Regions from separate parts of the Homo sapiens genome. Here region 1 is linked to region 2. The links are chromatin loops, found by intact Hi-C in ENCODE. Cell type or tissue: heart right ventricle. All regions are shown on one strand. Each heading gives the region's core, and the rest is flanking DNA. Links, peaks and the distances in the headings are about the cores only. Region 1 holds the start of MUC13 (mucin 13, cell surface associated). Region 2 overlaps HEG1 (heart development protein with EGF like domains 1).

The links. Hi-C counts contacts between places; a loop is a spot of excess contacts. Peaks named below come from ENCODE experiments on the same cell type or tissue, not always from the same donor. Only the 100,000 strongest peaks of a DNase experiment are listed, where the experiment ranks them.
Region 1: a loop joins it to region 2, with 2.8 times the contacts of the local background. A loop is called at or near these places in 24 of 110 quality-filtered maps.

The regions. Positions count from the first base shown.
Region 1 is chr3:124,920,503-124,936,586 of GRCh38, reverse strand. MUC13 (mucin 13, cell surface associated) reads left to right here and starts at 1,836. Exons shown (of 12, transcript NM_033049.4): 1 at 1,836-1,926; 2 at 8,594-9,055; 3 at 12,938-13,060; 4 at 14,284-14,390. The coding sequence starts at 1,875. In heart right ventricle, for the core only: a CTCF peak has its summit at 7,780 (motif pointing left); a DNase peak (open chromatin) is centred at 7,786.
Region 2 is chr3:124,987,537-125,003,620 of GRCh38, reverse strand. HEG1 (heart development protein with EGF like domains 1) reads left to right here. Exons shown (of 17, transcript NM_020733.2): 10 at 1,306-1,364; 11 at 1,609-1,769; 12 at 5,798-5,932; 13 at 12,635-12,677; 14 at 12,797-12,834. Among named protein-coding and RNA genes, the nearest start is that of HEG1, 60 kb to the left of the region's middle. RefSeq lists an enhancer at 1,091-2,290 and a silencer at 7,922-8,216. In heart right ventricle, for the core only: a CTCF peak has its summit at 8,013 (motif pointing left); DNase peaks (open chromatin) are centred at 7,970 and 9,906; H3K27ac peaks cover 7,406 bases.

The DNA.
Region 1 (16,084 bases), core at 3,436-11,435, 67 kb after region 2:
GAGTCTCAAAATGGTTATAAGTGAAAGAAACTGGCTCAAAAAACAAAACAAAACAAAAAACTACATCTGTATGATTCCATTTACATAAAATGCTAGAAAATGCAGACTAATTTATAGAGACAGAAAGCAGATCAATGGTTACCTGGGGTTGGGGTGGAGTATAGGGGATGTAGCACTAAAAAGGGACAAGAGGAAAGTCCCAAAGGGTGTGTTGGGAATGCTCGGTATCTTGGTTGCAACGGTAGCTACACATGTATATACATCAATCAAAATTCGTTGAACTGTACACTGTAAATAGATACAGTTTATTGACATAAATTATAGCTCAATAAAGCTAGTTTAAAAAGAAAAGAAAAACAAGCCTTTGTTTAAATCCTGATGCCAGGAGTTATTCAAGCTGAGAATAATAGCATAACATAATGGGCCTTAGAAGTGTCTTTGCTTTGGAAAAAGTGTTTAAATGGACCTCTCAGCCATGTAAGAACAAACCCCTGTCTTATTCTTGAATGGAGACTCTAGGACAATAAGCAGCTTATCTGCTGGGCGATCATACAAAAATGTTTTGTTTTCATCAAGGTCAGGGTTAAAATTTAAACCCAAAGGCCAGGTATGGTGGCACACGCTTGTAATCACAGCACTTTGGGAGGCTGTGGTTGGGGATTGCTTGAGTCTAAGAGTTTGAGACCAGCCTGGACAACATGACAAAACCCCATCTCTTCTGAAAATACAAAAATCAGCCAAGCATTGTGGTGTATGCCTGTAATCCCAGCTACTTGGGTGACTGAGGCAGGAGGATCACTTGAGCCCTGGAGGCAGAGGTTGCAGTGAGCTGAGATCGTGCCACTGCACTTCAGCCTGGGCGACAGAGTGAGACTCTGTCTCAAAAAAAAAAAAAAAAAAAAAAAAAAACTTAAACTCAAAACTCTAGCCACAACTCACAAGGTATCATTAGTTTATATTCCTCTGGCTGGGGCTAGACACAGTAGAGTTGGGGCCCTGGACTTTAAGGAGGGAAAATTAGATTAAGAAGACCCAAATCCAAGCAGTAAAGCTGGTTCCTGACACATGGTGAGAGGTGAGGGGCTGAGGAACTAGAGAGAGGGTGAGAAAGGGAACTGAGAAGTGGGGCCTGCCCAATGAGTGGCCAGGAGCAGAGAGATCAAATCAGCTGTTCTAAGTTTTCTCTTTTCTGTACTTTATTGCCAACTCCCCAACACACCAGTCACCCACAAGACTTCAGTAAAGTTAGGTTAAATGCCATGATGTGATGTCCATTGTGCTTGGGAACTTTATTGGGGGCTGTATCCAGGTAGAGTCACAGAAGCTTGGAGATGTGATTACAAAGTTGCTAGACATGACCATCAGAGAGGCCCGGAATGGTAGTCCCCAGCATACAGTGACAAAAGTTAAGCAACTAATAATTTTGGGAAACATGTAAGTCCTCTTCAGGGATTCTCAGAACTACAGCTGGAGGAAAGTGGTTTCCTGCACTCATATGTGGGTGAGTAGAGCACAGTTTGTTATTGAATGTTTAATGGAATGGTGACCTCCTAAAAGATGGCGGCTTGGAGACATTTGAGATATCAAGAGATTAACCAAACTCATGTGCCACCAACCTCACAAGGATATTTGGAATGTCCTGACTTATTTTGGGCTTTGAGTCAGAAAAATGATTCGTAAGGCCAGCTCCACCTCTTCTATCTCAAAAGCTCGGAAGAGATCTATGGTATTTGGCCAAATGCTAGCTATAATTGCCTTTCTGTGGTTTGACGTCAATTAATGACTGGACTTTGTACCCGAAAGACAGTTAAAACGAAAGGTAGCCAGGAAGGGAAATCATTTCCTCCTCAGATTACCAAGCAAGAACAGCTAAAATGAAAGCCATCATTCATCTTACTCTTCTTGCTCTCCTTTCTGTAAACACAGGTAAGGAATATTTTTACATTTTAATTCTTCCAATCATGTATGTTGTCTTTGAGGTAGAATCAGCAGGCCTATAGCTACCAATTCTCCCAGCCCAGCACATGGTCTATTTTATAAATGAAGTTTCCTCTCCAGCTCAGCTCAAAGACACAGACATTTTATCCTGTGATGGGGAAGATAGAGCAATAGCAAAAGTGGTCTGTGGGCTGGGCGCGGTGGCTCACGCCTGTAATCTCAGCAATATGGGAGGCCGAGGCAGATGGATCACTTGAGGTCAGGAGTTTGAAACCACCCTGGCCAACATGGTGAAACTCCATCTCTACTAAAAATACAAAAAAATTAGCCAGGTGTGGCGGTGGGCACCTGTAGTCTCAGCTACTCAGGAGGCTGAGGCAGAAAGAATCGCTTGAACTCGGGAAGTGGAGGTTGCAGTGAGCTGAGATGACACGGAGTGACAGAGCGAGACTCCATCTTGTAGGGGTGGGGGGAAGAAGTGGTCTATGGAGTGAGATCTGGGGGCTCAGCAAACCAGAGGTTTCTCTTTGAGAGTTCCTGAGGCCAGATAAGAAGGACTAAGTAGGTTGCAAGGACCCAGTTCTCTACTATAGCGTTCTGGATCCCCTCTCATGATAATCAGAGAGCTGACCACAGCAAAAAGCCTCCTTTCACAAATGTACTTGAATTTGAGAATGCTAAACCATAGGGAGTAATTGTCACGTTGATTAGACTTCAGACATGTACTCTCTGTTCTGAGTTAGGAAGGGTTCTATGGGCCACATGTGGGTGAGGTCAGCAGTATGTTGAGAGGTGAGGGTTGTGGAGGCCAATTGGCTTCCTAAAATTTTGCAGAAAAATCACTGGCATGAAGTAGATGGACTAATAGGAAAAAAGGCATACAACTGTATTTAATGTGTGTACCCAGGAACCTTCAGCATGAACACCCAACTTCCTGATGAGGTATAGAAGCTTATACACCATCTTGAGGTTACAGAAAGAAAGGGGGCTTGGATCTTGGTAAAACAAGTTATGGAAGAAGGGAGAAGAGGAATTCTGTTGAGGGGCAATAAATGATTATTAGGGAGAATAATTGGATCTGGGAACAAAAATGAACTTGTAGATAATTCTCCTTGGAATTTAAAGATCCTTGGAGACAGTCCTTATCTTGATGAAGGGTCAGCTCAGGGGTGGTTTCCTTCTCGGTCTTCTTTCCTGTAGTGGATAATGACATAACAGGGAGGGGAACAGGAGCAATAGTTCTTCTTTGGTGGATCAGTCCTTACAGCGCTTGTTGACCTCTAAGAGTTTTTAATTTAAAATACTCATTATATCATGGAGCTATATTTGGGGGTGAAATATTTTTATTTCCTTCAGGTTCAATGAGTTGAAATCTAGAAGCTGCTTGCAGAAAGGAAGAAAGTATTTGATAAGGCAGATGTATGAAGAGAAATTAAGCCCTTTCAGAGAACTGGAATGAATGGCATCAGGATTAGAGTTTTTTGAGAGCTGGTTTCAAGCTCTTAATGCTGGAAGGTTGGAGAAGGCTAGCTGCACAGGAGGGGAGGGCTCACCAGATCTCTCCTGCCAACCTTGGGGGCAGATGCTAGGTCCAAGCCTTCAGGACAAAGGAAGAATTGGTGAGGCTTGTATGACTTTCAGGAGCCACTGTTAAAAAAGGCTTGACTTTTTAAAAATAGAATAGAAGGGCGGTAGAAAGGGGAAAGTTGGCTGGGAGGGGACAAGGAGATGAATAGAGAGTTAAGGGAATCAGGAATCATTGAGGCTCAAGGGACCTTAGGGGAATGGAGATGTTTCTTGACCCAGAGAACCCAGGGGGAAGGGCAAAAGTAGGGCAAGCAGGGATTCAGATGGCATGCCACCACTTATTAGCTGTGGGGTGTCTCTGACCCTCAGTGTCTTCCTGTGTAGCAATAGAGGGGAAATCCCTATACTGAAGAGTGACTGAGAGGATTAAATGAGACAAAGAGCCTGATGTGCCGGGATACTGCCTGGCACATAGGGGCTTAATAAATGATTTCCCTTTTTGTCATGTCTGCACTTGGATCTGATTTTCTTTTCTTTCTTTCTTTTTTTTTTTTTGAGACCGAGTTTCACTCTTGTCGCCCAGGCTGGAGTGCAATGGCACGATCTCTGCTTACTGCAACCTCCGCCTCCCAGGTTCAAGCGATTCTCCTGCCTCAGCCTCCAGACTAGCTGGGATTACAGGCACCTGCCACCACACCTGGCTAATTTTTGTATTTTTAGTAGAGATGGGGTTTCACCATGTTGGCTAGGCTGGTCTCAGACTCTTGACCTCAGGAGATCCACCTGCCTTGGCCTCCCAAAGTGCTGGGATTACAGGCGTGAGCCACCACGCCCAGCCTGGATCTGATTTTCAAACTTTGGTTTTGATTTCCTCTTCTTTGTTTAAAAAAGTTATACAAGTAATGCAGACCCACTGTAACAAATCCAAACAATACAGATGTATATGAAATAAAAATTGAGCATCCAATCTGACTTCCCACCCATCTACCTCCAGATATATTAATACTGACAGTTTTGTGGCTACTAAGGTTTGCTTTTGAAAAAAATATTTATTTTATTATTTATTTATTTATTTTGAGACAGAGTTTTGTTCTTGTTGCCCAGGCTGGAGTGCAATGGCGCCATCTTGGCTCACTGCAACCTCCGCCTGCCAGGTTCAAGCAATTCTCCTGCCTCAGCTTCCCAAGTAGCTGGGATTACAGGTGCTCACTACCACACCTGGCTAATTTTTTTGTATTTTTAGTAGAGACGGGGTTTCACTACATTGGCCAGGCTGTTCTCGAACTCCTGACCTCATGATCCGCCCGCCTTGGCCTCCCAAAGTTCTGGGATTACAGGCGTGAGCCACCGCGCCTGGCCTTATATTACTTTTTGAGATGGAGTTTTGCTCTTGTCGCCCAGGCTGGAGTGCAATGGCACTATCTCAGCTCACTGCAACCTCTGCCTCCCAGGTTCAAGTGATTCTCCTGCCTCAGTTTCCCGAGTGGCTGGGATTATAGGTGCCTGCCACCACGCCCAGCTAATTTTTGCATTTTTGGTAGAGATGGCGTTTCATCATGTTGGCCAGGCTGATCCCAAACTCCTGACCTCAGGTGATCTGCCCGCCTCGGCCTCCCAAACTGCTGGGATTACAGGCATGAGCCACCGCGCCTGGCCTGAAAATTTTTAAAAAGTTGCTTTTTTTTTTTTTTGAGACAGAGTCTCGCTCTGTTGCCAGGCTGGAGTGCAGTTGTCACGATCTTGGCTCGCTGCAACCTCTGCCTCCTGGGTTCAACCAATTCTCCTGTCTCAGCCTCCCAAGTAGTTGGGACTACAGGCGTGTGCCACCATGCCCAGATAATTTTTGTATTTTTAGTAGAGACAGGGTTTCATCATGTTGGCCAGGATGGTCACAATCTCTTGATCTCATGATCCACCCACCTCAGCCTCCCGAAGTGCCGGGATTACAGACATGAGCCACCGCTCCTGGCCTGAAAATTTTTAAAAAGTTGCTTTTTAATGTAACGTTAAGGATTTTGGAGGTGTGTGTAAGGAATCACTACTTCAAACATGAGTTCCATCTCAGATTCTGAGCAACCAAGGGCAGGAAGTGTGTCTTGTACACCTTTACGTTCCTCCTCACCCCTATGCCTTGTATAGCACCTTGACTGCAAGAACCCCCGCACAAGCATTTACTGAAACAAATGAAAAATGTGCCAGTGACATTTGAAGAGCCTTTAACAGGCAAAACTTCCCAGGTTGTTTTTGCTTTCTCTGAGAGACTAGGACTGCATTATTCCACAGAATCTGATGAGTGCCTTTGGGAACCAACATCTCATCATAATGAAGAATTCAGATCTGGGAGAAAGGCGTTTGATTGTGACTTTCAGCTAGCTTTGAATAAAGCAGTTATAGGTGTGCCCTGGACAGGGGTGGTGATTATGGAGTGTTCCCCAGAAAGAAACCAGGTCAGGGCATATATTTTCCCATTGAAACCTATGATTTGTACCTCTGTGGACGTTGTGCTATCCTTGTGTTATTTAGAAGCTTTAGGACCTAAGGAAATAAAAAGACTAAAGTTATTTCTACTGCACAGATGTCTTCATATATTTCTGTTATCTATAGATTGAACAAAATAGGTTATTTTACAGTTCCTCTTGGGTATTTTTACTAGATAATTTAAGCCTGGGATATCAGCTCTAAGCTGTCTTCCCTGAAATCTATACAACCCTCAGATAAAACACATATATACACATAGACACACACAAGTGTATTTTAGTTTAAAAAAAAATCGTAGCTATTCACAGCAATGAATTGCTGTCAGCTTGGAATGTGTCTCATTTATTAAAACTAATTGAGCATTCTGAAATGTATTCTCCCTAGTGAACAGAAATTTAAAACCAAAATAAACAAGCCACCAAGTCCAAAACTCCTTGTCATAATTCCAAAGACCTGCAAAAACCTCTCAAGAAGTCCCAATTTGTTTTATGCACATCTACAGAAACATGTTGGTTCTTTGGCATCGGCCGAGAATGAATATTCCCAAAGCATGAAATTCAGGGTCTGGTGGGGTTGGGGTTGTTTGCACCCACAGTCTGCCAAGTCCTTTTCTTCTGTCCAGAGTTTTCCACAGCGAGAGCCAGCCCCTGGCCACTCTCACTGCTACTCCGATGATAGAGGGCACCGTGGAGGTCACTTCTATTTCCACCGCTTTCATTCTGATCCCCAATTTTCTCTATTTGCTTTTCTTGTGTTTGTTCCTCGGGGGTCTTGGCTTTTTCATTAAATGGATGGCCTTCCCCATAACTTTAATCAAGTGATAGTTAGGACATTGTCATCTCACAGACCTGGCTTTGCCTCTGGGCAAATTCCTTAACCCTTCTGAGTATTGGTGGGCTCTTCTGTCAAATGTGGGCACTTATGTCTACTTCACAGGTACAGTCGGGCACAGGGCCAGTGCTTGATAGATGAGAACTATCCTGAGTGGCAGGAATAGGAAGACTGGCAGTCAACATTGCCAGTTGCTGATGTATTTCTTACCTAGGAAGAGCAATTGCTGATCTCTTCAACACTTCTGAATGGCTATGTTAGCCAAGCCCTCTTCAAGGTGAAGAATCAGGCTCTGCCCTCAAGGGGCTCATAGACCCATCGGGGAATCAGGAAGCATATTCTGCAGTTCTCTGCACCCTAAGGTTTAGAAATTGCTTCCTCACTAAACCTTTTTCTTTCAATAATTTTTTTAACCTATTGTCAAGGTCAGAGTTCTTAGAGACAAGGAAAAGTTCTAGAAAACTTATCACTGGGCCAGGCAAGGTGGCTTACACCTGTTATCCTAACACTTGGGCGGCCAAGGTGGGAGGATCACTTGAGCCCAGGAGTTTCAGCGCTGCAGTGAGCTATTATGGCACCACTGCACTCCAGCATGTGTGACAGAACAAGACCATGTCTCTAAAAAAAAAAAATAAAATAAAAGAGTGGGGGAAGAAAATGGATCACTGGATCCCTAGAGTTTACTACTCCATGTGTCCAGGGGTTCCTAAAAGTTGTGAAAATGCGACTTTGATATCCATCATAGCTCAGAGGGCAAAGATCACTTATTCATCTTACTCTTAGTCAATGTATCTAGAATTGTGAATGGGAAAACACTACTAGAATAAAATTTTGGAAGAAGTATAATAAGCACTTAATGAGGTATTTTTATTTTATTATTCTTTAAATTACCCAACCCTAACCTTTCCCTCCCTCAATCTATCAAGGTAATGAAAAAATGGGACAGTTGCCTTAAAGTGCAGAAAGACAAAAGTAGTCCATTTCTGGGTAGTCACTGCGCCACCTTGTGGCATTCTCAATTGTCCTCACTGAGAATGGTCTGAAGTATATTAAACCCTGATCTACAGTTACGTGACTACAGGCATAAATAATATTACTTCTTAGTATTCAACTTAAAAAACATTAACTCTTCTGCGGGACTGGTGGGTCACATCTGCAATCCCAGCACTTTGGGAGGCTGAGGCAGGAGGATCATTTGAGGCCAGGAGTTAAGAGACCAGCCTAGCCAGCATAGTGAGACCCTCATCTCTAAAACACACAAAAAAATTAGCCAGCCATGGAGGTGTTACAACTGTAGTCCTAGCTATTTGGGAGGCTGAGGTGGGAGGATTGCTTGAGCCTAGGAGCTCAAGGCTGCAGTGAACTATGATCACACTACTGCACTCCAGCCTGGGTGGCAGAGCAAGACCTTATTCCTAAAATAAATAAATAAACATTAACTCTTTATTTGTCACATTTTTCAATAACATTTTTTCCAGTTTTGTCTGTTTAATTTTTAATGTTATTTATTGTGGGTTTTTTGTGTTTAGAAATAACCATGTATTTTAATTTTTAATGTAGTCATATATTTTCATTTTTCCAGAAAAGAATGAGTTGAGGCTGGGCATGGCACTTCATACCTATAATCTCAGCACTTTGGGAGGCCAAGGAGGGTGGACTGCTTGAGCCCAGGGGTTTATGACCAATCTAGGCAACTTGGGGAAACCCTACCTCTAAAAAAAAAAAAAAAAGAATGAGTTGGATATGATTTAGTATTAAGTAACTGCCATTAGTTATTCAATGTACTGTCTCCTCAAACTTGGTATCTTTGTTCCTCCAGCCACCAACCAAGGCAACTCAGCTGATGCTGTAACAACCACAGAAACTGCGACTAGTGGTCCTACAGTAGCTGCAGCTGATACCACTGAAACTAATTTCCCTGAAACTGCTAGCACCACAGCAAATACACCTTCTTTCCCAACAGCTACTTCACCTGCTCCCCCCATAATTAGTACACATAGTTCCTCCACAATTCCTACACCTGCTCCCCCCATAATTAGTACACATAGTTCCTCCACAATTCCTATACCTACTGCTGCAGACAGTGAGTCAACCACAAATGTAAATTCATTAGCTACCTCTGACATAATCACCGCTTCATCTCCAAATGATGGATTAATCACAATGGTTCCTTCTGAAACACAAAGTAACAATGAAATGTCCCCCACCACAGAAGACAATCAATCATCAGGGCCTCCCACTGGCACCGCTTTATTGGAGACCAGCACCCTAAACAGCACAGGTAAGGACAATTCCCTCAAAGACTCCCCAAGGATGGAGAGTACAATTGTGGAGGGAGGGAGGTGGGTATGTTCTGGTGGGGTAGGAAAATGGGTCTAAAGAGGCCCAAGGTTTCTTTGGAAATGAACTGTGGGCTTGAAATCTGTGTCACAATGTAGTGACAGCAGAGGCCCTAAAATCCTCAGTTTCCTTCTGTTCTCCTTTCCTTCCCTCCCATCCTACCTCAAGTTATTTGCTAGCTGTGCAGTATTTTTTTTAATGAACTTGGGCTTTGTGAAAGGTAGCTCTATAGCTTTCCTCTCCCTAGGGGATTTTTAGAAATAGTTTCAGCTGCTCTGAGAAGACCAGGTCCAAATAAGCACAGACTGTCCAGCACCACTGGTCTAGCTCTCTGGTCTACCTAAGGAAGAAGTCAGTTCTACCCTTGTAAGATGGTGGCTGATCACAATGTGGAACTTGAGCCAAGTCATAGAATTTGAGACTGAGGGGTAGAAAGCAAAACAACAGCAGTGTTCAAACAATCCTAGGCATAACCAGGGCCATTGTCCAAAGGACAGATGCTTTGGGAACACTAAGAGATGACAAGTGACCTCAAGCAGAAGTTAATGAAACAGGAACCATTTGCTTCACTTCCCCAAGCTCAGCCTATAACAGAAATCAACTACGTTTATCAGTAAAGGCTAAATGGCCTTGTGGGCCATGTGGGGTCTCTGTTGTAACTCCTGCACTCTACTATTTTAACATGAAAGCAGCCACAGTTAACAAACAAAAGGTTGGTCAGATATGACTCGTGAACCATAGTTTGCCAGCCCTTGATCTAGAAGAATCGTCACACTTTAGAGCCTAAAGAATCTAGATAAATCCTATCATTCTCAGATGGGAAATCTGGGACCCAGTGAGGGCCATGACTCACCCAGGGTCAAAGATCAAGTGGATGTCTCCCTACCCTTAACTTCTGGTAGCTTCCTCAATGTTCTTTGATAGATTTAAGAAATAGATGGTTAAGCAAGTAGACCCCAGAGGCTGTATCTAAGACCTCTTTCCCCAATCTTTCATGTTTGGAGGGGCCACTCTGAAGGCGGGATCCAATGGGACACAGCTGTCCTGGGATCAGGAAAGAGAGGTTTTCTAAGCCATTTCTGCTTCGCCAGGTGTTCCCTCAGAGTCAGGCCATCTTCCTGTGTTCTGGCCCTACCATGAACAAACTGTGGGGCATGGGGCAAGTCATTTCTCTCTTGGCTTCAACTTAGTGATCTGCAATAAGGCGAGACTGAACTAAAAAGCCCCCCAAATCTCTTCTGGCTGTAACATCCTGTGACTTAATCAATTCCTGGCCATGAAACAAGTTAATGAGTCTGTCCTTCGTTGCTGAAGAGAAAGCACCTCAGAGTTGTTTGTCTGGTGTCTCCAGAAGGAGACACATTCTTCCTTAAGATTTCCCAAGTCATCTTTGCAAGGTGGCTGAGGCTTTTCTTAAAGAAGCCATTAATTTTATTTAGAAGACTGGTTCATACTTTGTCAGAGGGGTGACGCTTATTTTTGTTTATAAGATACTGAACTATGCCTCCTTTTATCCCATATAGTCTATTTTTTTTCTCTTTAAAAAATTGTTAATGGAAGCCGAGCATGGTGGCTCACGCCTGTAATCCCAGCACTTTGGGAGGCTGAGGTGGGTGAATTGCTTGAGCTGAGGAGTTCAAGACCAGCCTGGGAAACATGGCAAAACCCCATCTCTACAGAAAAATACAAAAATTAGCCAGGTGTGGTAGCATGCACCTGTAGTCTCAGCTACTCAGGAGGCTGAAGTGGGAGTATCACTCAAGCCTGGGAGGCAGAGGTTGCAGCCAGCCAAGATTGTGTCAGTGCACTCCAGGCTGGGCAACAGAGCAAGGCCCTGTCTCAAAAATATAATGTTAATGAACTTTATTTTTAGAGCAGTTTTAGACTCACAGCAAGATTTAGAGAAAGGTACAGAGGTTTCCCATATACTCCCTGGCCTGACACATATATTATCAACATCCCCCACCAGAGCAGTGTGTTTATTACAATTGATAAACCTCCAGTGACACATCATTATCACCTACAGACCATAGTTTACATTAGAGATCACTCGTGGTGCTGTGCATTTTATGAATTTGGACAAATAAATGTATAATGGCATGCATCCACTATTATAGGATCACAACCCTAAATATCTTTTGCACTTTTCATCCTCCCCTCTAACTCCTGGCAACCACAGATCTTTTTACTGTCTCCACAGTTTTGCCTTTTCCAGAAAGTCATATAGTTGGAATCATACATTATGTAGCCTTTCGAGATTGGCTTCTTTTACATAGTAGCATGCATTTCCTCCATGTCTTTTCATGGCTTGATAGCTCATTTTTTAGTGCTGAATAATATTCCATTGTCTAGATGTACCAGTTTGTTTATCCATTCACCTACTGAACGGTATCTTGGTTGCTTCCAAGTAGTGGCACTCATGAACAAAGCTGATATTAACATGGATGTGCAGGCTTTTGTGTGGACATAAATTTTCCACACCTTTGGTTAAATACCAAGGAGGGTGACTCTCAGATCTTCTCGTAAGAGTATGTTTATTTTTGTAAGAAACCACCAAACTTTCCTCTCAAAGTGGCTGTGTCATTTTGCATTCCCACCAATGAATGAGAGTTCCCATTGCCCCATATTCTCACCAGCATTATTTTACTTTTTATTTTTTAATAAAAGTAAATTAGGCCTATAATTATGGAAAAAACAGCTCAAACAGGGCAAAATCATGTACAATAAAAAATAAATCTCCCTCTCATCCTAAACCCCCAGGACCCAGACCCCCAGTTTCCTTCCCCAGAGGCAACTTCTGTGCCCAATTCCTTGTATCTCCCTCCTGAAATTACCTATGCAAATATAAGCAAATATTTGCTTGTGTATAATCCTTCCCTTCTTTTATTCACAAAAGAGAGCATGTTATACACATTGTACCTTACATACAGCTTTTAAAGAAATCAGTGGTTTCTACATATAGGTTTGTAAGACTCTCAAGACAGCTCTGAAGGTTATCAAACACATAAGCTATTCTGACATCACAGCTCAGAATCATTCCACTTGACAGAAGTGAAGAAAACTCATAGCCCAGATCACCACTGGACCACTGAGCTAACTCTCCTCCTCAGATCTCATCAGTTCCCCAGAGAAAGAAAGATGCTACACCCTGCCTGGCCTGGGAGTCTCAGCCCACAGTGTAGAACCCATTGCAGTGTTATTTTCACCATTTATTCAGATGATCCACTTAGAAAGCCAGAGGCTGGAATGTCTTCTCATGGCCTCTTAGAATTTTCACTGAGTTAATCCACATTTCTCTCCTTTACTATCCCATTCCTGTTTTTATGGCTATGTCTCCTAGGTATGCCTAACAGAATGTGACATCTAGTTTCTTTTGGAGCTTCTTGGCTGTTTCTTCCTATATGACAATTATTCATACCTTTCTAAAAATAAGATGTTTTATCTAGAATGTTTTGGGGAGCCCCACCTAGTGTTAGAGGACCATGCTTCAAGGTTCTGGAGGGACTTTGAGATCTGAAGATTCCTGACTCCTTGGAGTCAGAAGACTGCAATCTCTCTTTCTTTGGGCAAGCCCTTGTACACTAATCTCTGATCTTTACTATTGACAAGTATTATACTTGGCTCTAGAATTTCAGAAACAAACTCTCTAGAGACCTAAGCAAGCAAATATTTGTTTTTAACTCTTCCAAAAGTGTGCTGTGGAGTAACACAAGCAAGGAATGGAAAGGGCCCAGGGGGGAGGCATGAAGATGGAAAAATACGTTTCCAGTTGTTATTTATTGTCATTTCTCTGGATTTCTAATCTCTTTCTACTCCATCTAAGGTCCCAGCAATCCTTGCCAAGATGATCCCTGTGCAGATAATTCGTTATGTGTTAAGCTGCATAATACAAGTTTTTGCCTGTGTTTAGAAGGGTATTACTACAACTCTTCTACATGTAAGAAAGGTGAGTTACAAGGGATGAGCCATGGCTGAGCTCTGTATCTCACACCAAAAGTGGAATCGAAAACTCAAAATGATGGCAAAAGGAGATTCCAAAATATGAGAGATAAAGAAAATGCAGAGGCAACAAAGGCCAGCAAAGTAGAGAAAAGTGCTGTTACCTAGGGACACTGAGGCAGAACAAGGTGATCTATCAAAGACCACACAGTCCAGCAACCCTGGGAGCCTGATCTTCAGTTCTGTGTCACAAGATTTGTTTGCTCCATAACATCAGATCCCCCTCTTAGAGACATAAGAGCCCTTCAGCTCTAAAAATGGATTTCAGGAGTACATTTATACACTTGTGGCATAATGATGTTTTGATTAGATCACCAGGGTGCAGTGAAGGTCTGAGGGCTGACTGTCTGAGTTCTGTTTTTTTTTTTTTTCTGTTTTATGAATGAGAAATATCTTCATTTTCCAGAGCAGCCAATTCTATAAGAAATGAATGCATTGCATTGCCCACTGGGGTTAGGGATATACCAAAAGGCCCCCAAATGCTCATATTTTTAGCACTAATAATCTCACTCCTGGGGATTTACTCTAAGTAAGTGACCCCAAATACAGAAGAACAGTTTGTGTGTGAAGATGTTCATTGCAACTTTTTCTTTTCCTTTTAAATAATTAAAAGCACTAAGTCCAATAACAAAAAATGATTACATCAAGGAAGGGGACATGTACTTCACAGAATATTATGCAACCTTTAAAAATGATGGTTATGAGACCAGGCATAGGAGCTCACACCTGTAATCCCAGCACTTTGGGAGGCCAAGGCAGGAGGATCACTTGAGCCCAGGAGTTCAAGCCTGCAGTGACCCAGTTGTGCCACTGCACTCCAGCCTGGGTGATAGAGCAAGACCCTATCTGTCTCTCTCTCTCAAAAAAAAAAAAAAAAAAAAAGACTAGGCAACGATTTGGAAAATACCTATTATATAATAAGAAGAAAAAAAATATGGCATAAACTTGGAATTACAACAATGTAAACTGTAAATGGAAAGAAATATACCAAAATTAAAATGGTTGTGCTAGGTTGGGCAGGATGATGGGTAACTTTTAAAATATTTCCAGATTTCCTGTAGTGTCGTTATATAATGTTGGGAATTCTAAAAAATAATCTATGTTTTAAAACAAAATGGAAATGACCCTCTTTTCATCAAATAGTACAGAAAGATTCTGCTTAACTTTCAGGAAAGGTATTCCCTGGGAAGATTTCAGTGACAGTATCAGAAACATTTGACCCAGAAGAGAAACATTCCATGGCCTATCAAGACTTGCATAGTGAAATTACTAGCTTGGTAAGTATTTTCCAACTTTCCTTTCTGTAAAGCATTCTTTGTTCTAACACTGAGTTGCAGAGTGTAGAGCTGGTCTTCAGGTGGTTCACGCTCGTACCATCGTACCAGTTGTTCAAACAGTGAAATGTACCTTTACTGGTCGGTAAACAGCAGCTGTCCTGAGCGCCTCCACCGGTGCCACCACTTCTTCATTGCCCAGGCCTCTCCCCTGGGACCCTTGGACCACCCCATGGTCTTGCACCTGGAGGCGTGGCACCTGGCCTGGCATGGCAGAGGGCCTGCAGAAGCTGGCTCCAGCCATACCATACCCATTGTTTTATAAGCTATTAACACAGTTTTAAATGGACAGATAAATATCATGAAGTTTTAAAATAAATTATTTCCACAGAATGAAAGAGAAAAAATTTAAAGATGTTGTTTTTCTTTTTTATATTCAAATTTGCATAAATTTTCATACTAGTCTGGCTTTTAAAAAAATGTCTAGAAGAAGAATTACATCTGAATATCTGTTACTTATTTTTCCCATTTTCAAAAATGTTGGCATGAACAATAGTTTCCCATCATTTAGATTATTGTGAGCAAGTGCACACATGTGAGCAAGCATGAAAGGAAAGGGTCTTTCCATTCTGCAGCCACAGATGTTAGCTCTGGAAGGACCCTCAGAGCATGTCCAGCCAATACAGCTCAAAGTTCAGTTTTAAAGGAAAAAATATTAGCCTTAAATATGTCTTAGAAGTTGAGGTGGAGGCTGGGCATGGTGGCTCATGTCCGTAATCCTAGCACTTTGGGAGGATGAGGCGGGCAGATTACTTGAGGTCAGGAGTTTGAAACCAGCCTAGCCAACATGGTGACACCCCATCTCTACTAAAAATACAAAAATTTAGCCAGGCGTGGTGGCAGGCGCCTGTAATCCCAGCTACTCAGGAGGCTGAGGCAGGAGAATCTCTTGAACCCAGGAGGTGGAGGTTGCAGTGACCCAAGATCATGCCACTGCACTCCAGCCTGGGCAACAGAGTGAGACTCTGCCTGGAGAAAAAAAAAAGGAAGTAGAGATGGAGAGACATTTTTTTAAAGCTGAAGTCTTATTCCATGACAATGTCTCTCAATTTGAAATTATATCACTATTAGAACTGGTAACATGTAAAAAATGTATCGTGGAAATGATTTTACAGATGGTGCAAAGAGAGCTAGTGCTTCCGACTGCACAGCCAGCCAGTACGTGACAACGCTAGGATAGGATCTGTGGCTGCTGTCTCACAGAGTTTGCTCTGTCCCTTTGCCATGTCACCTCTGCCCTGTGGGCCAGCTGGCAGTGACTTGCCCTCTCATCTTGGATCTGCTTTCAAATGTGCCAGCACGGATGTTTTCAGTACATTGAAGACAGCAACATCAATGTGGTCCTACTTCCAGGGAACCCCTGAAGAACTTCATGTGGCTTTACTGAGCAATGGTCACTTAGCACTACTTTCCCCAAACTTGACTTTGAGTGTGAGTGTCACAAAAGCCCCCTCCAGTTACAGGCCTTATGCCCCGGTCTTCAGAGATCAGATTAGATACTTGATCTCAGTCAGGGTTTGATGTTCCTGGGGGAACCAGTGAGGGGATGAAGCATTCTTATAGTTTCTGGGAGATTTGTAATCCAGAAGGGATGCACCAGAACTCCCTTGCAACCATTAGAGTAGAGTTAGGAAAAT
Region 2 (16,084 bases), core at 3,686-11,685:
CCATAAATCACATTGTTGGACTCTCTGGCATGGCCCAGCACCCCCAGGTAAACAAAGAAGTTTTTATTAGACAGCACATTCCAAGGGCTTAGAGATGGCCTCCCAGGATCCAAGAGCAAAGGCCTGACTTCCCTGGGGCCAAGGTTAAATTCTTTACTACACAGCAGAATTTTATGTCTACTAATCCTATACTTGTCCCTTCGCCACAGCTGCCTGTTGGTCGTGCTGCAGGTGGATATCTCCTGCTAAGATAATACAGGGATTTAGAACCCTTTGCAGAAGTGCAGTCCTTTGCATTACGTGGCGCTCAGTGACTTATTTGACTTGCTATTTTTTGCCCAGTATCAATGTATAATTTACTGGTGATGTAACATACCTGTCCCCAAGAAAGAGTGAAGATTAATCCATCATTGGCTGAGGAAGCCACTCAAATGTTCTTTCCCGAGGTGTTCTGTTTACCAAACCTGGAAAAACAGGTTAATAATAAAACAACAATAATAAATCATTGCTATTAGGCTATACACTGATGTCATAGAAAGGGTTTGATAATGTCCCATGTTTGCCTCCATCTTCTGCAGAGTGGCATGTATCTGATACATGGGCCTTGAACACAGGTGGATCTGCACTGGGCCCAGTACTGAGACCCTCCACTCCGGGAAAGGAGTCTCGATAGCTCCTATTGTGCAGGGTAGCAGGGAAGCAGGCCTGATATTTCATGCTGTAGAGGGATTTTCTGCCGTCTCCAAGGGCACAAGGCAAACATAGGGAGAGTAGCTCTTAATTTGCTCTCAACAAAGGGGCTCTTGACCCACATAATGTAATTTCTCACGGAGAGCCTTTTTGAAGAAGACCTGTCTTTGAGTTAGGTCAACTCATTGTAGATTATGAGGCGTCTATGTAGGGCCTGTCAGACCTAGAGTAGCTGAAAGGAGCCTTTCCAGTGCAGCTCGTTCACTATGCAGAGTCCAAATAAACAGTTGCCTCTGAGTTGTTTGAAACCCTGGGCCTTAAAAGAGAGCTGCTTCTTTGAAGATGTTTTGCATCCAAGGGTGCTATTCTGAACATCATTTCCTGCCAAGATTTTCCCCACTGATTTACTCTCTGCCTCTTTCTCTTTGTACTCATGGAACAACAGAAAGGCATTTAAGAGGGGAACAAAAAAAGGACACCACTTCTGTGCAAAGCCGCGTGCTGATAACTTGATGGCTGGAAAATGCCTGTTTTATCCTGAAAATAGGAAACTGGTTCTAGGTCCAAGGCTTTTGTCTAACTCACTGTTAACGACAGGCTTGTTCTTCCTTTCAGTTAAATATGTGTTTTTCAGCGTTACCTAGTTACATCCGATCTACAGTTCACGCCTCTAGGTAAGTAACAGAATTATATTTGCTTGTGAACTAGTCTGTACAAAGGGGAGGCTGTTCTAACATGGGTGATAGCAACAAAACCGGGCTGTTTTCACCCAGCCATGGGGCAATCCAGGGCCAAGGTCACTGACCTTCATGCTCTCCCATCCCGTCACTGGTGAATGGCGATGACATTCATTTCCAAAAGCCTTGGGACCCACGTGTCATTTCAGGGCTGTTAAAAACCCACAAACTTTGCCTATAGGGAGTCCAACGCGGTGGTGATCTCACTGCAAACAACCTTTTCCCTGGCCTCCAATGTGACGCTATTTGACCTGGCTGATAGGATGCAGAAATGTGTCAACTCCTGCAAGTCCTCTGCTGAGGTCTGCCAGCTCTTGGGATCTCAGAGGCGGATCTTTAGAGGTAAGAGGGCAGCCCTCTGGGAGGATCCTACCCATATAGTTAGGCACAGACCTAAGATGGAAATGCAAGGCATCCAGGGCTCAGGCCCAGGAAAGGCCCTCACAGAGCCTATTTTTGGCATGGGTGTTAAGTCAAAGACCTTTGTGCACATGCATCTTCTTTTATGTGTGCATGCATGTACAAACATGCACACACACACCCAGAGTCCTGTACACAAGCCTTGAAGACACCTGGTCCTTGGCATGCAGCTCCTTCTGTTTATTTTATCCAGTGTTGATGTGGGAGGGGGAGGGGCATAGGAGCTGATGTGACAAAGCAGAAATCACTCTTTTTCCACTGAAAAGTTCCTGCTCTCTTTGGGGAAACAGAATGTACATGCTTGTCAATGACCCAAAAAAACCTTCATCTGGCCAGAGGCAGTGGCTCACACCTGTAATCCCAGTACTATGGGAGGCTGAGGTACCCTTAAGCCCAGGAGTTCGAGGCTGCAATGAGCTATGATTGCACCACTGCACCCCAGCCTGGGCCACAGAGTGAGACCCTGCCTCAAAAAACAGAATAAACAACCACCACCAAAACCTTCATCATGATACATTATTAGGTTAAAAAAAAAAAAAGCATGTGCAGTATTACCCATCCTTTGTGTTTGTTTGTTTGCACATTATAAATGCACAGAAACAAAACCAGAAGAATGGAGGCCAGAATGCCCACAGTGGCGCCATAAACAATTATTTTCCTTTTCTCATTCTTGCTTTGTCTGTTTTGTCAAAAGCTTCTATAGTGCCTCTGGTGTGAGGCAAATGAAGAAAGGGATTGGAGACAAGTTCAAAAGGGAAGTTTTGGTCTTAGAGGAGAAGTTTCACCTCCAGGACAGGAAAACTCAACTGGAATCTAAAGTACTTCTTTGCAAAGGGGGCTTGTCCCTGTTGCCACGTGCTACATGATCAAAGTTAGCTCATTTTACTACACAAGTAGGGCTGGCAAAGGATGGAGAATCTAGTCTAAACCACCCATCTGGCATCCAGACGCTGGACATGAGTAGAAGATATCAGGTTGTAACAGTCTGCTGGTAGATCCATGACATTGACATTCCCAGTGGGCCTGGGTTCCATAACTTCCAGTCAAGAGAGCTTTCTGGAGTGGGCCTGTATATTACAGAGCTTGGGAGCCAGATTGTTAGCCCTTCATTCTGGGATAAGAGCTGGAGCTTGGCCCATTTAAGGCTAGTTATTAATCTGAGAAAAAAAAAAAAAGCTAAACTTTCTGAAGTTGAAGTTACTATTGATGGGGGAGTGAGGTAGAAAGGTCATGCCCCATTATATCATGCTCGAAACTTTGAGACTCTATGGTTTTACTTTTTTGTTTCTCTTGACAAGGATTCAAGGGTACCAAGTTGTCCTCCCCAGTGAGGTAGGAAAGTCACCTTTCAGTTCACTAAATATTTATGGAATACATTCTATGTGATCAACATTGCACCAGGTTACTTTTTGTTTCCCATAAATGCATTCAAATCAAGTGCCTTGCAAATCAAGTGCCAGCCATTTGGATTTGAAAGAGCCTGCTCATGGCAGCCCTACCCACCCTCTGACTCCCATTCTTCCGACTGCTTGTATATGGTTTATGGGAAAGTACCTCTCACCCTTGCTGCCTTGCTGAAGTTCCTATTTACTTCTCCTTTCAGAGCCCGTGAGAACAAAGACAGCTATGCATATTAGCTGAAAAAAACAGGCTTGTTTCCCTGTTTTTCCTCCCAGGTCTTCTCCAGGTTTTGCCAAGACCAGCCTGGTCTCATGCTAACCTTTCTGAGTACTAGAGAGGTGGCCTTGACAGCTTCTGACATCTGGGTGTTTCCAGCATAAGGGCAGTGCTGGGCTACTCTGGACACTGCCATTGGAAAGGAGGGTTTTCTGTCTTCACTTCATAAAATATCCACTTCCTTGCCTTTCAAAGAACTGCAGCTCTTGTCATCTCCAGAGGTTTAGTCTTTGGAAATCCCCCATGGAATGTCTCAGCTTTAGATTTACTTAGAGTCTCATTGTCTGTTTTGGCGGATGTTATGCCCAGGAAAGACCATGGGAATTGTGAATGTAGCAAAATCACATTGCCAGGCTTTATATGAAAATGGGATTCTACGTGGTCCTATTGGATGAATTTATGGTAGAATATTCTTTGAGAATTTGTAGGGTAGCAACTCCTCCACTGCAGAGGCAGGGCCTGTGTCCCATGCTTTTGCATGGATCTGCTTCTGTGCAGGGCACAGTTGCTCCAGCAGAGTGATTTGCCAGCAGGCTGGATTAATGGGCAGGGTGGAAGGAAAACGTGACATTGGCTTCCAGAAAATATCTAATCAGGCCAGGCAACTCTGGCTGGCTGCTGGACAAGGCAAGTGTCAGCCTGGACAGGTTTCTGCCCTGGAGGAATTTCTTTATATTAAGGCTTGAGGACTGGCAAAGCCTTCAAAGAGTTGAGATGAGGGATTGTGGAAGTTCATTACCTCCCTGGTGCCAGCTTTGCAGTGTTTGCCTGGTGAGATTTTCCATTTTTAATTTTTCTCCCTTAAATACAAACTTTTTACAATAAACAAAGGAAATTCTGTCACACACACAAATGTGGTTCTGATTGAGCACGCTAGCTTCCACTGATAAAGGCAGGAAATTCAGCTTTGAGAACTAGAGTTGTGTCCTAAGCTTACCTCGTGTGACCAGGCTGTCTACCGGTCCTGAGTTCTCAGGACTCACAAAAGGGGGCAGATTTCAGGAACCCCATGTGGGGTGGCAGCTCATGTCACCAAAACCTGCCTGGGCAGGGGCAGTTTTGCAGCATTAAAAGGGGTACCTGGCTTCTGAATAGGTTGGCTTCCTCCTTTGGGTGGGAAATGGGAGACCATGCCTGGAAAATTGGCAGCCATTCCTCCCTGCACAATAGATACATGGCCCTTCCCCTTGCATCTTTCTTCCCATTCTGAACTTGAGCTTGCCCCCCAATAACAACAGCAAATATCTAGCTTGCCTTGCCCTGCACATGGGTGTAAATAAGGTACTATCCACTATCCAGTTGGTTTCCTATTTTTGTTCTGTTCTCTGTGTACCCCATATACACAGGAGGCCTATGCACCCTCATTGTGTCTGCTGTACACAACTTCACAGAGGGCCATATGCCCCACAGGAAATGCTTTCTGATAATAATGAAATGATTCTTTGTCATCCATGAGATGAATAAGGCCCTAAAGTAAACAAGGTAGCAAGCCTGAAAGATGGGCTCCTTCTCTGCCTGCCTCTGTTTCTCTCTGCCTGGTCAGTGACAGGCGGCCATGTGTACCAACCAGTCCCTGTGCCAGGCACTGAAGACCCAGAGATGAAGAAGCCTCAAGAACCCATCAGTGGAGTGGGGGAAACTGCCTGATAAGCAGAATTACACTACAGCCCGGGGCAAGCAGATTGTCTTTCAGATCTCTCCTCATCACCAGTCTCTTGTAGGCAGCACGCTGTCAGGACAGCAAGCCACCTTGCCACAGGGAGTGGTTCTAGGTCCCTTTTTAGGCCATGCAGACACACAGAGCTGAGATGTACTTCCACTTGAAACAGGTCTGGCCTGCACTCCTGTTCTTAGTCCAAGTCTCGGCTTCCTAAGAACTCAGCCGTATTTTCTGGTTGTGCTGATCCTTCCTCCGCAGTCCTTTGGAAGACACGGGGCCATTAAGGGCTGTATTTGCAGTGAGCACCAGAGGAGTGAACAGGGCCTGTTTATTCCAATTTCGTTTCTCAGTGGGTCCGTGGCACGCTGTGAGGGTGTTTTCAACGGGGAACACTGGTGCACAGCCTGCGGCTGATCAGAGAAGGAGTGGCAGAAGGCAGTACAGATGGACTCCTGAGAGGAGTGTTGCTCTGTGGAGACTTTTCGGAAAACTGTTCTCAGCCTCTTGAAATAGAGAGTTCATGCAGACACATGAGCTTTGAAGTGGAGGAGATTTTAAGGTTTGAAGTGGAGAAGGTTTTGTTTTGTTTCACTGTCTTGTTTTTCCATTCCAGCGGGCAGCTTGTGCAAGCGGAAGAGTCCCGAATGTGACAAAGACACCTCCATCTGCACTGACCTGGACGGCGTTGCCCTGTGCCAGTGCAAGTCGGGATACTTTCAGTTCAACAAGATGGACCACTCCTGCCGAGGTAGCCACAGCTTCGCCTGGGGTTCTGTGCCCAGTCCTGGGACTCTGCCTGGTGCTCTGTTTCTCTTTCTTGCTCTCTCTCTGTCTTTGCTTAGGCGTGACCATTCTAAACTGAGGGTAACTGGTTCTTGTTATTTTGCTCGTGGCAGGATTGAATACATTATCTCCTTGGAATAATAGCATTATCTTTGACTGGTGCATGCTGGTCTGGCCAATTAAATTCAAAGGAAGACAGAATGGAATGCCTGTGGTAGCAGTGCCTTTTCTTTTTTTTTCCATTTAAAGGAAGTTAGAAAAATTATTGTTTTAATTCCCAAAGCTTTATCTGTTGTCTGCTAATCTTTTAAAGTGGAAGTACAAGCGTGGGGTCAGGCTTATATCTTTCAGAGGCAGCTGAGGCCAGAGTCAGAGCCCGACTCTGCCTCACTGATCATGTATCACCTTGGGCAAGTCACTTTGTTTCTCTGAGCCTCGGTTTCCTCTCCTGAGAAATGGGTATGGTGATCCTCTATTGGATATTTATTCTAAGAGTTAAGGAAGGCAGTGGATATAGAGGCCCTTTGTAAGCTGTCAGCATCTGCTCTTGTATTTGGTCCAGGTTGTTGTTGAATTAATGAGTTCTGGTTTTAAAGGTCTCATGAAGTGCTTGAGAGCAGAAATCTAATTCTACTAACCTTTAAGGTGAGGCTTAAATTCATTTAGTTTCAGGGAAAAACTGCTCAAAGAATGTAGTCCAAGAATACTGCTTTAAAATAAAATTAATTCAGGTCCAAGAGCACCACGCACCCTGACTTATAAAAGGCTGCTGCAACTTGCAATCACCAGAAAAACTAACGATATAAAGGCCATCATGGATGGCCAGTTTTCCTACTCAGTCAACACCTTGCTGGTGACAGATGTCAATGGATGTTACTGGAATCTGAATAAAAATCACATACTGGGGCGAGGCGACATGCCACTTTTCTCCATCAGGACTTCCCATGAGAGGACTTGTTCATCACAGATAAAAATATATTTCAGGGCAGCACTCTTATCCTGAGCTTCAGACCCTCTGACTTTGTTAGGTTTGGATACAAAGTTCTTCTCAAGTGCGCATCATCAGCTCTCCAGGTGGGACCTGTGATGGGTTTTGAAGGGGAGGGCCAACTCTCTGTGTTGGGCCTAGGTCCTGATGTGTGACTAGGACACAGCATGTCTCAGTGCCGTGCCAGACTGCCACATTGCTACAAAGAGATGATGCTTCCTCATGCCATCTTATCTGCTTTAATGCAAAGTGTTCCTTGCACCTCTTAGAAATGGGGAGTTGAGCCGGGCGTGGTGACTCACGCCTATAATTTCAGCACTTTGGGAGGCCGAGGCGGGCAGATCACCTGAGATCGGGAGTTGGAGACCAGCCTGACCAACACAGAGAAACCCCGTCTCTACTAAAAATACAAAATTAGCTGGGTGTGATGACGCATGCCTGTAATCCCAGCTACTCGGGAAGCTGAGGCAGGAGAATCGCTTGAACCCGGGGAGTGGAGGTTGCAGTGAGCCGAAATCACACCATTGCACCACTGCAGCCTGGGCAACATCTGTCTCAAAAAAAAAAAAGAAAACAAATGAGGAGTTGAGCCCATCTTCACATGGGAAGGGGACTGGGCTAACATCCATGTGTGTTGGGGCGCTGTGCTGCTGACAGGGGATGACACAAGGTGGGCAGAGGTATGGGCATGGTGCTGTGGTGTTCCCTGTGAACAGTGTCTCAACAATGGCCCTATCACCTTTGCTTCTGGCTGGCCTGCGCCACTTCCTCTGTTTCCAAGTCAGCAATTTTGTAATTGTTTCAGTTACAGGCTAGCATTAACAATAGCTGTGAAAGATTTACCGAGTGTGCTGACACAGGCACCAGCAACCTTATGTTGACCAAGTGAGGACCCAAGAAGCAGCATAAGGAAACCTTGATTCACTTTTGGGCTTGTTGCTGAGACCCCGTGAAGCCCTTTCTCAGCAGTATTTGCACCATCAGGCCTCTGAGGAGTGGATTCCGGGCTTCTTGGGCCACAGCCCTTTAGGCTGGGTTCTGATGGGTTAGCAGTGACATCTTCTGGCCATCAGTGCTGGAGCACTGACACCTCAAATCAAGGCTCAATATAAATAGAGGATAGAGGAGTGTGTGTTTTCTAAATCACTGCAGTTCAAGCTATACATTAGCAAGTCTCTATGTTCTCTGCAGCGTGTGCGTGCACACACACACATGCACACACAACGTGCTTGGTGTCTCACAGAAAATGTCTTTGCCAGACTTTCAAAGCTACACATAAAATCAAAGTAGATATCCCTCTCATAGGTTTCTTAGCTTCCTTCCATCATGCAGGCATCATGATTAATTCTTTTTTTTTTTTCTTTTTAGAGACAAAGCCTTGCTCTGTCACTCAGGCTGGAGTGCAGTGGCGCAATCAAGTCTCACTGCAGCCTTGACCTCCTGGGCTCAAGTGATCCTCCCACCTCAGCCTCCCAAGTAGCTGGGACTACAGGTCCTTGCCACTATGTCCAGCTAATTTTTGTATTCTTTGTAGAGATGGGCTTTTGCCATGTTGCCGAGTCTGGTCTCAAACACCTAGGCTCAAGCAATCCACCCACTTCGGCCTCCCAAAGTGCTAGGATTACAGGCATGAGCCACCACACCTGGCAATGAATTCTCACAACCTGTTTGCATGTCTCTTTCTTTAATCCGACTGCCATTCCCTTGAGTGCTAGAACCATGTCCTGAGCAGTGCAGGGTTCAGCAAATGTCTGTTGAATGAACGAGTGGATGATAAGGCAGCAAATAAGATGGGAAAAGATTGACATGGCTAGATATAATTTCCTGCAAGGGAACAAAAGAGTTTTTAAGATGCCACTGTCAGCTGGGCACAGTGGCTCACGCCTATAATCCCAGCACTTTGGGAGGCTGAGGCGGGAGGATCATGAGGTCAGGAGTTCGAGGCCAGCCTGGCCAATATGGTGAAACCCTGTCTGTACTAAAAATACAAAAATTAGCTGGGCGTGGTGGTGCATGCCTGTAGTCCCAGCTACTCAGGAGGCTGAGGCAGAAGAATCGCTTGAACCCAGGAGGCGGAGGTTGCAGTGAGCTGAGATCCCGCCACTGCACTCCAGCCTGGGTGACAGAGCAAGACTCCGTCTCCAAAAAAAAAAAAAAAGATGCCACCATCTACTTATTTCTATTTTTAAGTCCAGAAGACTTGAATTCACTTGTGTCTTATGGCAATAGGGGAAGCCCAGTTTGGGAATATATACTAGCTGTTGCCAAATTCATTTCATCTTCAGTGCTCTGTGGTCAGAATACCTCTGGGGCAGGGGTCCCCAACCCTACCAGTTTGTGGTCTGTTAGGAACCGGGCTGCACAGCAGGAGGTGCAGTTAGGAACTGGGCTGCACAGCTGAGTTCCGCCTCCTGTCACATCAGCGGCAGCATTAGATTCTCATAGGAGTGTGGACCCTGTTGTGAACTGCACATGTGAGGGATCTAGGTTACGTGGTCCTTAGGAGAATCTAATGCCTGATGATCTGAGGTGGAACAGCTTCATTCCGAGACCATCTTCCCAAGACCACCCCCTTGCTGGTCCATGGAAAAAATGTCTTCCATGAAACCAGTCACTGGTGCCAAAAACGTGGGGACTGCTGCTCTAGGGTGAGTGAGATGAGAAGCTGGGTCCTAAGGAGCACAGGAGCACCTCACTGACAAGGTTTCCCCAGAACAGCGCCACGGCACAGTAGCACTCAACCACTGATGCGTAACGGAATGAGCCCATTTGAAATAGAGAAATATCATGACATCAGGGAGCCAGGTCACTTCTGATACAAAATGAAAACAGCCCAACCCATCAGCTCGCGGGCAGGACAACAGATGGACCTTACATCTGCCTGGATGACAGCCATGGAGTGGAGCACTTCCACCCAGCAGATGAAGTCTAATGTTGGGTGGGGAGATTGGATGTAAAAACATTTCCAGGAAGAAGTGTTCAAAATAGAAAAGGCTGGTGTGACATCAGCCTGCCTCAGTGCCGAGATGGGTGGGGAGGAGTCACTGAAGAAGCAAGCAATTTCCGGTGGCTGCCCCGCAGCGTTAGCCATCCATGGATCATCCAGGGTAGCTTCCCCCACTCCCACGTCCTGCTGCAGTATGAAGCAGAGGCATACACAGGAGGAGGGCCACCAGACATGGGAGAGGCAGGAGCACTCAGCTGCCTCCTTAGAGAAGGCCCCACCTGAGTGAGGCCAGCAGAGAACTCAGGTATCAAAGATTGGGAGATGGGGCCTCGTTACTCCTTCCCTAAACAGGATGCAATTATGCTCTACCTGTGGCATAAAGTGAAAGCACCTAGTGAAAACTGATTTGATAATATAAGATTTAAAAATATGTAAAAGGTAAATCAGGTTAAAGGGGAAATTAACGGACTGTTTTGTTGAGGCCAGAAGGAAAGTGAATATGCAGAATGAGACACAGCAGGGTCCTGCACGCTTGCTAAAAGAAGGCCCCTCACTTAAGTGCTGAGGTTCCCGGACACTGAGGCAAAAAGGGAAACATGACTTTGAAAAGAGTCAGGGTCCCTAAAATAAAGAGCAGCTGTTCAGGAGCATCCCTGTGTTTTAAAACAATGGGGCCAAGAGCAATTTCTCTGGGGCATCCTCGTCAAGAGGTTACTGAGTGGTATTGTAGCAAAGCAGTCCATGACATCCCCAAATAAATACCACAGGGACTTTCCCATGGCTGCCGCTTATAACAAAAAGCCCTTAATACAAGAGAATGTAGCTCAGGAAAAGTGATACTGTGGGGTCAAAACAGTGCTGTCCAGGTGCACAGCTCTCTAATATCTGCTGTGAGACACATTACAGATGATTTAGAACAGTGTTTTTGAAACTGTATTCCACAACACTCTAGTGATATGTTAATAGAAAGTCTGTAACAATAAAGCACATGCCAGAGGCATTCAGCTGCTAACATTAAGAAAGTAGGAGGAAGAAGATTCAACACATCGTCATGAGGAAAGTTATCACACACAAGGACGCTGGACCCAGCCCACAGGGCATCACTCGCCAGCCCCCTGCCCCTCCTCACCCCCAGCCATGCATGCTACTGGCCCCCATAACCCACCATTAGCACGTCTGCCATCCCATCAAGTATTGCAGCTCTACACTCTGTACCTTTTCTTATTCGGGATCTTTTATGCAATGTATCTCGTACATTAACCCTGTATCACATTTTTATCATTCCTTGCAGCAGAGAATTTGTCTGTGAGGCCATTTTTCATTGCTTTCATTCAAGCATGCATTATAGCTCATGGTGTTCTGTCATCTTATTGTTGTGTTGAAAATGTTCTGTGATCACATAAATTCAGGAACTGCTGATCCAGGGAAATGGCCAGGCTGCAACTGCTTCAGTGAAGTAGCGTTCCATGAGCTGCACCACCCGAGGGTTCAAAGTTCTGTTCTTGGGCAAGGTGCCGATTAGCACACATCTAGATATGTCCGAAATCCCCTACACAGACTCTAGGGTGAGCATTCTGTTACGAAAACCTGGGTACACACCAGGACTGTGCCCCAGAAGATGTCACCTACAGCTCCCCCCCTTCTCATGGAAGGGTGTCAGCAGGGCCATTATCAGGTTAAAGGTTTGATTTACATTAAAGAAGGGGAGCCATATGTCTTTGTGATGGAAGGAGTTTCCCCAGGGGACATTCTTCATCTATAGAGAACTTCTAAATGAATTGCATTGGTCATATAATAATTACAACTACATGCCTGACATGGTGGTTCACGCCTTTAATCCTAGTACTTTGGGAGGCCGAGGAGGGCGGATCATCTGAGGTCAGGAGTTTGAGCAGCCTGGCCAACATGGTGAAACCTCATCTCTACTAAAAATACAAAAATTAGCCAGGCTTTGTGGCGGGCCCCTGTAATCCCAGCTACTTGGGAGGCTGAGGCCGGAGAATCGTTTGAACCTGGGAGGTCGAGGTTGCAGTGAGCCAAGATAGTGCCACTGCACTCTAGCCTGGGCAACAAAGCTACTCATCTCAAAAAGTAATAATAATTACAACTACAAAACCCTGATTTAGTGGTTACTATGTACCAGACCTGTACTAAGCCATTGGATTGCCTTATTTCACTTAATCACCTCCAATAAAATACTTTTTATAGCTGGGAGATTGAGAGCCACAAAGAGGTTAAGAAAAGTTTTTTGATAAGGTTAAGATTTGAGGCTAGGCATGGCGAATCATGCCTGTAATCCCAGCACTTTGGGAGGCAGAGGCGGGCAGATCACTTTGAACTCAGGAGTTCGAGACAAGCCTGAGCAACAGGGTGAAACCCCATCTCTACTAAAAATATAAAAATTTGCTGGGCATGGTGGCACATGCCTGTAATCCCAGCTACTTGGGAGGCTGAGGCTGGAGAATCACTTGAACCCAGGAGGTGGAGGTTGCAGTGAGCCAAGATGGCACCACTGCACTCCAGCCTGGGTGACAGAGCGAGACTCTATCTCAGAAAAAAAAAAAAAAAGAGTTGTGCCGGCAACAGTATTTAAGTGAGGATCATTCCAAAGCAGTTTGCAGCCTTCTGGTACTAGAATAATCTTGTGGACTTTAGGGTGGCTGGCGTTTAATTAACTGGGAGTTTGGGAGAGGTAAATAGACACACTCATGCATTTTCCTTTTGTCTTTCAGCATGTGAAGATGGATATAGGCTTGAAAATGAAACCTGCATGAGGTAGGCTCCATGTTGATTTAGTCTAATTTTGTTACAAATCTTATTTAGATAAATTGCCTCACTTATTTCTTTTGAGATTGGAAACTAATTCTTGCCCTTTTTTCTTTCTTGGCTTGCAGTTGCCCATTTGGCCTTGGTGGTCTCAACTGTGGAAACCGTAAGTGTACAAAAGTGGACCATTATGCGTGGGCAGGGGCCTGGCCCTGTTGTTAGTGCACAGGTGTCAGTCTCCTCCCACTTCCCTCAGTTCACACCTGCTGTCTTCTTAGGTTCTATGCCAATGGCATGGGGGAAACAAAGAGAAAGGCCAGACGTGGTGGCTCACGCCTGTAATCCCAGCACTTTGGAAGATGGAGGCAGGAGGATCACTTGAGGCCAGGAGTTAGAGACCATTCTGGCCAACATGGTGAAAGCCCGTCTCTAGTAAAAATACAAAAATTAGCTGGGTGTGATGGCACATGCCTGTAATCCTAGCTACTTGGGAAGCTGAGGTGAGAGAATCGCTTGAACCTGGGAGGCGGAGGTTGCAGTGAGCCAAGATCACGCCACTGCACTTCAGCCTGGGTTACAGAGCGACACTTCGTTTTAAAAAAAAAAAAAAACCCAAAAAACAACAACAAAAAAAACAAAGAGAAAGACTTGACTGGTACTGTTCAGGGGCTCAAGGTCTGGGCTGGGCAGGGAGAGAAACACTCACTCCTAAATACCCCTGCTGTGTGCTGAGTGTTACTGTGATAACCAGACATGGGGTGTGGGACGGGGAGGCAGGGACTGTGCCCACAGAAGAATGAGAGGACACTCGACAGTACTTCTTGGAGGGAGTGGAATTAGAGGAACAGTAGGAAAGATTTAGACTGGCGGGTATGGGGGGAGGACATCCCAGGCAGAGGGAGCAACTTAGACAAAGGTCTTCAGGCAGCCATGGGCCCTTGGTGTTCTGGGGACAGTGTGTAAGTGGATGTGGCTGGAAGATAGGAAGATCGGAAGGCAGAAAGTAGAGGATTTGGATTGGCAAAGTATATGAGGTCTGAACTGTTGGGGTTGGGATCACCAGGCTGAGGAGTGTAGACTCTAATCAATAACTGTCAGGCAGCTGGCAAAAGTCTTAGAGCAGGAAAGCAGTTTGATCAAGGAAAGCAATTTGGGCTGCATTGAGAACAGACTGGACAGAGGAGAATGTGGGTGCAGCTTAGATATTTCCAGCATAGTCCCACCAGGCATGCTAGAGACACACTTAGGAGTCCTCTCTGCTCCAGGTGGAAGTAGAGGGTGGAACGCCAAGCAGCCAAGAGTGTTGGTGGGGACTGTGAGCGGGGCGTGTTTTGCACCTAATCCAGTTCTTGGAGAAAACCAGTTGTGATTCATTTAAGATTGCTTGCACTGACATTTTCTTATATTCATACATTAGAAATTGAAATTATCTGCAAAATTAAATTTGGGGATATAGCATATCATAGGATGTAATAGAAATACTAACAATGAAGATTTTAGTTTAGGACAGCTTTGGCTCTCATCCTACAGACAAATGTGCCAGTGGACTATTTTATAAGTTTACTAGAAGGAAAGTAGACATGATTTTATTTAATGTGTGTAAAAAAGCCCCCAGTTTCTATTCCCCAGTGGTATACCTTACATCTGATTTCTTCAGTGGTGTTTTCTTTGTTCGTAAAGGTTTTCTATTAGCAAGTTTCATTATTGACTTTCTTTGAGCATAACTAAAAAATAAAAATAATGAAATAAAAATCAAACACATTCAATGCTGAATATAAAACTGACATAAAACTCTCTTGGTGCACCCAGCATGGTGCTACTCTCAGGTCAGAGTCTAGAGACTTGGAATTACATATCCATTTAGGATTACTGATGACTTTGGTCATCTGATTTATCTTGACTGCAGACTAGCAAGAGGTTACAGAAGATAGCCTCAGAGAAAGACTAGGGAGGCAATTCTAAAAGCAATTATATTTATAGTCATATGAGTAGAGAGGGAGGGACTCACAGAATTGATATTTGTTTTTCTGTGTTTTTGAGATGGAGTCTTGTTCTGTCGCCAGGCTGGAGTTCAGTGGCACGATCTCGGCTCACTGCAACCTCCGCCTCCTGGGTTCAAGCGATTTTCTTGCCTCAGTCTCCCAAGTAGCTGGGACAACAGGTGTGCACCACCACACCTAGCTAATTTTTGTATTTTTAGTAGAGACGGGGTTTTACCATGTTGGCCAGGATGGTCCCGATCTCTTGACCTTGTAATCCGCCCACCTCGGCCTCCCAAAGTGCTGGGATTCCAGGCGTGAGCCACCGTGCCCGGCCGATGTTTGTTTTTTAAGTAGCAACCTGCAGCCCTGAGTGGTGTAGTAAACAACCCTGTACTCTTTAGAAGTCCCAGAGGACACTGTGGGGCCATAGAACCATGTGAGCACGGCCCTTCACTCCAATGGACCCCAGTCATCACGCTCTAAATGGTGTTTGGTGCACTCAGTTTAATAAGGCAAGGAAGTTATCATATTTTAGGCTTTTTTATTTAATAAATTAAAGAATAGTCAAAATTCTTTTTAGGTGTCAATGCTGAACAGGGTAGGCTTGAGTATTTTGGAGATTTGGCTTATGTAAAACAGTCTGGATGGCAGTACATGTCCTTTCTAAAGATCAGTATTTAGGCAAGCCAGTTTCTCAGCTGGGCTCAGGGTCTTTATGCTTTTGTGTTTAGGAGGATATCTATGCCTTAAAGGGGCTGCCTGGTCTACAGAGTGGTGTGTGTTCACTTTTTCGTGTGAATCTCATTTCTCACTTGAAACCAGAACAGAGTCACAGAGAGCTCGTAAACTGATCAGAGAATGGAGTAGCCTGTGCACAAAAATAGATAAGAAAATCTATAACGTTTCAATGTGGAAAAAGGAGGCTGAATAATCAGACAGAAATTTAAGATATTTGAGTCTTGTTTCCCAAATGCTGGAATACTAGAACTACATGGTATATATATATATATATATATATGTGTGTGTGTGTGTGTGTGTGTGTGTGTACACATATATAGTCTTTCAGAAGAGATGCTTCAAGGCTAAGAGTAGAGGTTACATCACAAGCCTGCGGACCTGATCCTAAGATATTGTTAGAAACAGAGAGGCTTGGCCGGGCGCTGTGGCTCACGCCTGTAATCTCAGCACTTTGGGAGGCCGAGGCGGGCGGATCACGAGGTCAGGAGATTGAGACCGTCCTGGCTAACACGGTGAAACCCTGTCTCTACTAAAAATACAAAAAATTAGCTGGGCATGGTGGCGAGCGCCTGTAGTTCCAGCTACTCAGGAGGCTGAGGCAGAATGGCGTGAACCTGGGGGGGCGGAGCTTGCAGTGAGCCGGGATAGCGCCATTGCACTCTGGCCCGGGCGACACAGCGAGACTCCGTCTCAAAA